Regions from separate parts of the Homo sapiens genome. Here all the other regions are linked to region 3. A link is a loop called in an ENCODE intact Hi-C map of the cell type or tissue named here. Cell type or tissue: A673. All regions are shown on one strand. Region 1 has its middle 260 kb from the start of BMPER. Region 2 overlaps NPSR1-AS1 (NPSR1 antisense RNA 1). Region 3 overlaps BMPER (BMP binding endothelial regulator).

Region 1 (2,500 bases), 75 kb after region 3:
TTGCATTTGCTATTCCCTCTTCCCAGAATGTGATTCCTTCAGATAGTCATATGGTTCAGCCCCTCATCTCATTCAAGTCTCTGCCAGATCTCACCTCATCTAGAAGTTCTTTTCCGATCATCGTATCTAAAATAGTACATTTTCATCCATCCATCCATTTCCTTTCCCTTATTTCTCTTCCTATCTAAAATATTATAGATGTATTCGTTTGCTTTTGTCCTCTTTTCTCTCATCTGAATGTTAGTTTGCGACAGCGGGGGTTTTGTTTACTGACATATCTCCAGCGCCTAGAATAGTGCTTAGCATACAGGGCAAGACTCTACTCAACAAGAATCTGCCAGAGGGCAGGGTCACACATCAATCTAATCAGATACTCTTTTGTGAATACACAGAGAAGATGTCAGTGGAAGAGCAGATGGTCCCAGAGCTTGGCGTGTATCCTGAAGGATTCTGTGCTCTTGATCTTGTCCTCCATTCTTCACATTTTGCAGTGCAGGGGCCAAGATGTCAGCATGGCTAAGAAGATGGCAGTCATGGCCACCTCAAGTCCAGGTATCCCCAGCTAAAGCCCAAACACCACCTAGGGGGACCTGAGAATATGTGCCTCTTTCTCTTTACTCCAAGACTGACTAATAGAGCCATGGTGTCTATGAAAGCATTTTGGAGAGCTCCAGTGACTAGGCTTCTCTTGGCACAAATATGCAATTTCTCCTGGGGAGACAGCACATGTGCTTTTCTGTAACTGGAGTACATTTCAATCTAATAGAGAACAGGAATATAATCCAGTACTAATTTTAGATGCCGGATTCTTGTACAGAGCCACACTTTCAGGAAGGGAAAGAGGAAAGGCAAGTAGGTGTATTGGCATTGGGTTGGGGAAGCAATTACAGAGGAATTTTAGGACCTGCTTAAAAACACTAACACTTTCTGAACCAAGGTAGTGGTCTGCCCTAGGGATGGGAAAATATGGTCTATGGGCCAAATCTGGCTGACTGCCTTTTTTTTTTTAAAGAAAAAATAATAATATTTTATAGGAACACAGCCATGCTCATTTCTTACAAATTGTCTAGGACTGCTTTTGTACTGCAAGGACAGAGGTGAGTAGTTGTTATGGACATAGTATGGCCTTACATGTTTACTATCTGGACCTTTACAGAAAGAGAGTTTACTGACCCCTGGTGGAAAAAGCCATGTACTGGGAAACTGATTGATCTGGATTTTGATTCTGCTATGTAATCTGGTATGAGCACCTGGTCTACTCTCAGCCTCAGCTTTTTAACCTTTAATATGGTGCATAATTTGGGTTAATTTACATAAATCCATGCTCATTTAAAAGTTTCTAGCTTAAAGAAAAGACTCAATACAAACTGGCTAAACAACAATAACAGACAAAATAAATGGACATGCCTTGGGAATTTACTGTGTACTCTGTCAATTGCACAGAGTTATTGTGACAATAAAATGAAATCACAACTGGGAAAATCCTGAAACCCTGAAATTCTCTCCCAGTGACCACTGAAGCGAAAGCCCAAACTAGACCTCTGCCGTATGCACGCAGCTGTACTTGGGCATCAGGGGAGAGGCAATGGTTCCACAGGTGGCCCTTCCCTGACTTGGGAAATTCAAGTAGAGTTTAGAACTGCCCTTACCATACCTTCCATACTTGAAAGGAAGGCTAGGGAGAGATTTGTTAAAGAATACAAAGTTACAGTTAGACAGAAGCCCTGGTGTTCCATACCACTATAGGATGACTCTAGCTAATATTAACATATTATGTAGTTTCAAATAGCTAGAAGGAGGATATTGACTATTCCCAACACAAACAAATGACAAATGTTTGAGATGATAGTTAATTACCATAATATCATTACTATACATTACATGTATCAAAACACCATTATGCACCCCATGAATGTGTACAATCATTATGTGTCAATTTTTAAAAATCATAAAAAAGATAATAAAATCAGAAAAAAAAGTTAAAAAAAGAGGGAGTTTTTAGATTATTCCAAATCATAGAGGTAACATGGAGGAAAATAAAAATAAGTGGGTTAGGGGCTGTGGGGGGCATCTGAAGCCCATTTGTCTTCCTGGTGCAAGTGTCCTCAGGGACTGGCCTCTTAAGATGTGTTTGCTGTTATTGTTCAGCTACGCCCGTCCTTTTTCTATATCTAAGACTTCAAGGATTCCTCATTTTATTTTGTTTTTTTGTTCTGCTTTTCCTGCTGAAAGCATCCCTGCCTACTCTTGGTGGTATCAGCGAGGTTCCTGCAGCCAGGGCCAAGAACATGGGATTCAGAGAAAACTGCCTTTATACTCCAGGATGTCTGTTAACATTGAGTGTGACCTTGAACAAGTTGCTTAATCTTTTTGAACCCCTGTTTCATTGACTATAAAATGAAGACAATTCATCCTCATTAAATCGTTGTGAGAATTTTAATGAGATTGGATATTTTCCCCCACCACTCCCTTCTCCGCCCTTTATAAAAATAGATGGACC
Region 2 (2,500 bases), 340 kb after region 3:
AATAGTGCCTTACTCCCCAAACAGCAAAATGCTTTTAAATATATCATCAGCAGAATGGGAGTGCTATGATTTGAATGATGGTATCCCCTCCAAAATGCACATTGAAACTGAATCTCAATGCAACAGTATTAAGAGGTGGCCTCAGGTGGTGATTAAGTCATGAGGGCTTCACCCCATTACAAAAGGGGTTGAGTTTAAAGGAAACTCTTTGGCCATTCTGCCCTCTCTGCCACGTGACGACACAGTGTTGGTCCTCTCTGGAGGATCAGCAACAAAGCACCATGTTGGAAACAGAGGGCAGCCCTAATCAGACACCCGTCCTACTGGCACCCTGATCTTGGAATTCTCAGACTCCAGAGCCATTAAGAATAAATTTTTATTCTTATAAATTACTTAGTCTGTGGTGTTTTTTCTTAGAAGCACAAATGGATGAAGACAGAGAGGTTTGGCTGTAATTTCCTGCTCACCAAAATTGCAGGAGAAGAATGGTTGTTCAAATCTAGAAAAAAGACTTTTGAGAATAAAGTGTGTGGACCCCTCATTAAATGTGCAACTTTCTGAGAACTAGTCATATGTTTTATTAATAGAATTGGACAGAGATTTGGGAGTCTCTATTTATTATTTATAAGTTATATTAAAACACACCTGTATTGTCAAGGCTTTATGTGCCTGGTGGCAAAAAGCAATGGAATGGGAATGATTATTAGAAAAACCAGTGATTTCTTTAGAAATATCAGCCCTAAAATGAAAGAAAATGACTCCTAATATATACCCATTTAAAATGTTCTGTAATGCAGGAATTTTATCTGTTTTACTTCCAAGGATGACTGGGTCTTGTGATTGAGAGCAGAAGAAAACCTAGGGAGGAAACCAATGCTCTAGAAAGGAACTTTTTTCTTATGCCTTCCAGAAGCAACGATAACATGAACAATTGTACATCAGTCATCAGGTGTTACAAAAATTACACAGAGGCACCCCCTGCTGGAGGGAGGTGCTACTCAGCCAGGGACACTGCGGGAAGACAGAACTGTCTCTTGTATTTCTCTTACTCTTGATGGACAGAGGGAAAGCAGCACAGAAGAAAATGACTCTAAGGGAAGAAACAATCAGAAAGAGATAACACCAGAAATCTCAAATATTTGAGCTGAGAGAAATGCTCTCTTAAGATGCCTGGGAACCTTCCATGTTGAGACACTGCCAAGTTACTGAACGAGCATTGTGCAATCTTAGATGAAACATTTCCCTTTGCCAAGCTATTCTGCCCCGGTGAGGAATATAATGATGATGGTTGAGGGCTCAGGCTACACAAAGTGTGATGCTCCCAGGAAGGAGTCAGGGCACTTTGCCCAGGGGTAAATGCCCTAGAAGGAGCATGAGAGATGCCATGGTCCAAACCCGTTTTTCTGAGAAGACAGCACTGTGATTTGAAGAGAATAAATGATGGCACAAAGGAAAAAAAAGTGGTGGGACCAAAGGTAGAATACAGAGGTGCACATAGGGACTGCAATCTAAGTGTGGTTTTAGATCCTCTCAGCATATGAACAAAATTGAAGAACTACAAATGGTAGTTTGTGGGAAAGAATGCACACGAGGGTTGTGGTTCATCTGTGGACTATTGCAGTCCTTTTTAAGAGCAGTATTTACGAGTCCTAAAGGGCATTAAGGAAACTTCCTTGACAGCCATTAAGAATCAGAATAGGGAAGATGAAGAGTTCTGTAGTATCATGTTTGTGTTATAAATTTGAAAATTAATGCACAGCTTCGGGGATTCTGTTCCAAGATGGCTGAAGAGGAACAGCGCTAGTCTGCAGCTCCCAGTGTGAACGATGCAGAAGATGGGTGATTTCTGCATTTCCAACTGAGGTACCTGGTTCATCTCACTGGGACTGGTTGGACAGTGGGTGCAGCCCACAGAAGGCAAGCCGAAGCAGGGCGGGGCATCGCCTCACCTGGGAAGTGCAAGGGGTTGGGGTATTTCCCTTTCCTAGCCAAGGGAAGCTGTGACAGATGGTACCTGGAAATATGGGACACTCCCACCCAAATACTGTGCTTTTCCAATGGTCTTAGCAAATGGCACACCAGGAGATTATATCCTGCACATGGCTCGGCGGATCCCATGCCCAAGGAGCCTTGCTCACTGCTAGTGCAGCAGTCTGATATTGACCTGTGAGGCAGCAGCCTGGCAGGGGAAGGGGTGTCCACCATTGCTGAGGCTTCAGTAGGTAAACAAAGTGGCCAGGGAAGCTCAAACTGGGCGGAGCCCACCGCAGCTCAGTAAGGCTGGCTGCCTCCATAGTCTCCACATCTGGGGGCAGGGCATAGCTGAATAAAAGGCAGCAGAAACTTCTGCAGACGTGAAAGTCCCTGTCTAACAGCTCTGAAGAGAGCAGTGGTTCTCCCAGCATGGTGTTTGATCTGAGAGAATGGAAAGACTGCCTCCTCAGGTGGGTCCCTGACCCCCGTGTAGCCTAACTGGGAGACACCTCCCAGTAGGGGCCAA
Region 3 (2,500 bases):
TTAGCTTTGCTAATTGACTTCTCAAATTAGATAACCCTCTTTAATAATTGTTTGCATTATCCTTTATTAGTGCATTATAGAAATTCCTGGGAGCTGGAGAGGCAGTGTACTGTGTACCCACCTGGAAAAATTAACGTGAAGTTGTTTAGATTATATTTGGATTCAAATGTAGGCTACCTCGAAGAGAAAAAGTGTTGGGTGTGTTCTTGCCTTCTTTCTCCTTTTTCATCTCATATTCATCTCTCTTCTCCAGCCTCATATTGCTTCTCCCTTCATGTCCCAGATGCCAACCGAGCAATCCAAGAGGAATAGGCAAACTCGCACCACAAAGGCTCTCTGGAGATCCTTAGCAGCCAGTATCAAACCTACCTTCCCGCTGTGGACTTAGGCCACAGGATAGGACAAGCCCTGGGCAGCCTGGGGCACAACGAGAGGCCAGGAGATGAGCTATGCCTTTGTGGGTCAAACTGGGGAAAGTTTTTTATTCCTTGTGCCTATGAAATACCAGCAATGGGCTTTTTCCCTAACTCGACTCACATCTTGGAAGAAATTGTTGCAAGTAAGTATAACTTGCCCACAAAGCAGAACTCTTAAGTTAGGGCAGGACTGCATTTCAGAGAAGTCAGAAAAATGAATGTGAAGTGCAGTGAAGCCCAGACATTTAGAGACCACAATCATCTCAAGACTGTTTTCCTCTCTGCACTCTCCTTGACGGGGTATCATTCACCAGAGCGAAAACCCTGTTCACTTGTTCAGTTTGGGAAAGTGTCTGGGGATTCCCAGTCTAGGAAATGTTCTTTTCCTTCCATGCAGTGGATTTTACAGCTGTAAGGAATTGAAGTCATGCCAGAGGATTCACAGATGTGTCCTTTCCTGTTGAGGTACTGGGAGGTAGGAGGTGGGAGGTCGTGCGGGAGAACACTGGAACTCTGACAGGACCTTCGTGTTGGATATACTGGGATCCTGGGACTGCCAGTGGCTTGCATCCAGGGGAAGATCACAAACTTCCTGAATGACTGACTTTGTATGTTCTTACAAAGGAAACTGATCACTTATTATAAAGCAATAGAAAATATACAGGCAAGGGGTACAGACTTTATGTGTTTGTGTATGAGAAAAATCATATAAAGCTAAATGCTATTCTATAATTAAAATCAAGTCAATTTCCCCTACTTCAAAGAACAACATGCTTGAAAACATTTTTGTTTACATCTTGTAATGACTTGTCAAGAACTGCCATTAGAACTAGGGTCCTAAATCAAATGGGATGTTTTATTTTAAAGTGTGACATTGTATGCCTTTTATTTTTCCTTAGCCGACTCAACTGTTAGGTCACACTGAGTTCGTAATTAAGGTATGCTGACACCAGGTGGCAGTAGACACCGCAGTTGTAGCACTTATCACATTTCAGTCCTTAAAAGTCTGTTTTTAATTCACCGTGTCTACAAACACAATGAACATCCCTGCCTCTGAGTTCATGTCATTCTCCTGCCTCCCTAAGATGCCTTCACTTTCTACATTGATTTAACCCACTTATGCCTAGTGTTCCATTTTTGGAACTCTAAGCATGTAGGAGTTATTTATATCCTACTGCTCAAGGTCATCACCAAGGTCTGATTGAAAAAATTTTTTAAAAATGCAACCTCAGGCATGAATTAAGCTGAAGACACAGCTCCAGTTTCATCCTAGACTTTGGAAAATGCTCTTTAGTTTTTAGTTATTCCAATTGTGCTTATTATCATTTAACTCATGTTCTATGTTGCACTGCTTCTTATTTCTTCAGCATTGGATTTTAAGTTCTCTGGGGAATGGGGAGCCTCTTCTTTTTTGACCCTTTTGTATTTCACCCAGCACCACCCATAGAAGGGCTGCTTCTCCTAGCCTGCCTTTCACTGGCATCCTCTCTGATCTCCTTGTGACTTTTGCTGTCCCCAATTCTGAGTTCATCTTAGGTCTTTATCCCCATGCACAATTAGACACTTACAGTCAAAGTGTGCACACTTCTCTGTCTTTTCATGTAATAAACTGGTCAGAGTGAGTAGAGTCTTTGGTCCACCTTTGATGCTCCAAATGCCGTGAGCACTTCTTATTGCACAAGTCTATTTGCAACTCCCAGTGGCAGGCAAGATGACCCTTCTGAATCTCTCCATCTACCTCTGCCTATTTATAATTCACAAGTCTCTTGGACCCCCTGGTTCCTCTTCTGTCCCTCAGGTAGTGTTTGGGCTTGTCGTCTTCTTATGAAATACTCGCATCCACAGATGTTTCTGCCCTGACTCTCTCAGTTTGCCTGAGGTCCTCAAACTAGCCTCTTCTTGTATGGTGTTACAACAACTGGACCTCCAATGGGGTGATTAGTCCTTTACCTTGGCGTCACTCAGCAATTTGCCTAATAGTCGCATCCCTTTTGCCCTGTCATTGGCTCTGAGCCTTCTGTCAGGCTGGACTCAAAGCTTTATGGTGATTTCCCTTCAATCTTTCATTCGTTCTTCTCCACCTC

Evidence for each region. A loop is a pair of places that touch in the nucleus more often than their neighbours do. Peaks named below come from ENCODE experiments on the same cell type or tissue, not always from the same donor. Only the 100,000 strongest peaks of a DNase experiment are listed, where the experiment ranks them.
Region 1: a loop joins it to region 3, with 6 times the contacts of the local background. A loop is called at or near these places in 14 of 110 quality-filtered maps.
Region 2: a loop joins it to region 3, with 7 times the contacts of the local background. A loop is called at or near these places in 5 of 110 quality-filtered maps.

What each region holds. Positions count from the first base shown.
Region 1 is chr7:34,164,957-34,167,456 of GRCh38, forward strand. No RefSeq gene overlaps it. Among named protein-coding and RNA genes, the nearest start is that of BMPER, 260 kb to the left of the region's middle. In A673, a CTCF peak has its summit at 1,172 (motif pointing left); a DNase peak (open chromatin) is centred at 1,175.
Region 2 is chr7:34,429,559-34,432,058 of GRCh38, forward strand. All of the region lies in intron 2 of NPSR1-AS1 (NPSR1 antisense RNA 1), which reads right to left. Among named protein-coding and RNA genes, the nearest start is that of NPSR1, 230 kb to the right of the region's middle. In A673, a CTCF peak has its summit at 1,001 (motif pointing left); a DNase peak (open chromatin) is centred at 973.
Region 3 is chr7:34,090,147-34,092,646 of GRCh38, forward strand. The region is part of intron 13 of BMPER (BMP binding endothelial regulator); the gene reads left to right. Among named protein-coding and RNA genes, the nearest start is that of BMPER, 190 kb to the left of the region's middle. In A673, a CTCF peak has its summit at 1,350 (motif pointing right); a DNase peak (open chromatin) is centred at 1,395; H3K27ac peaks cover 611 bases.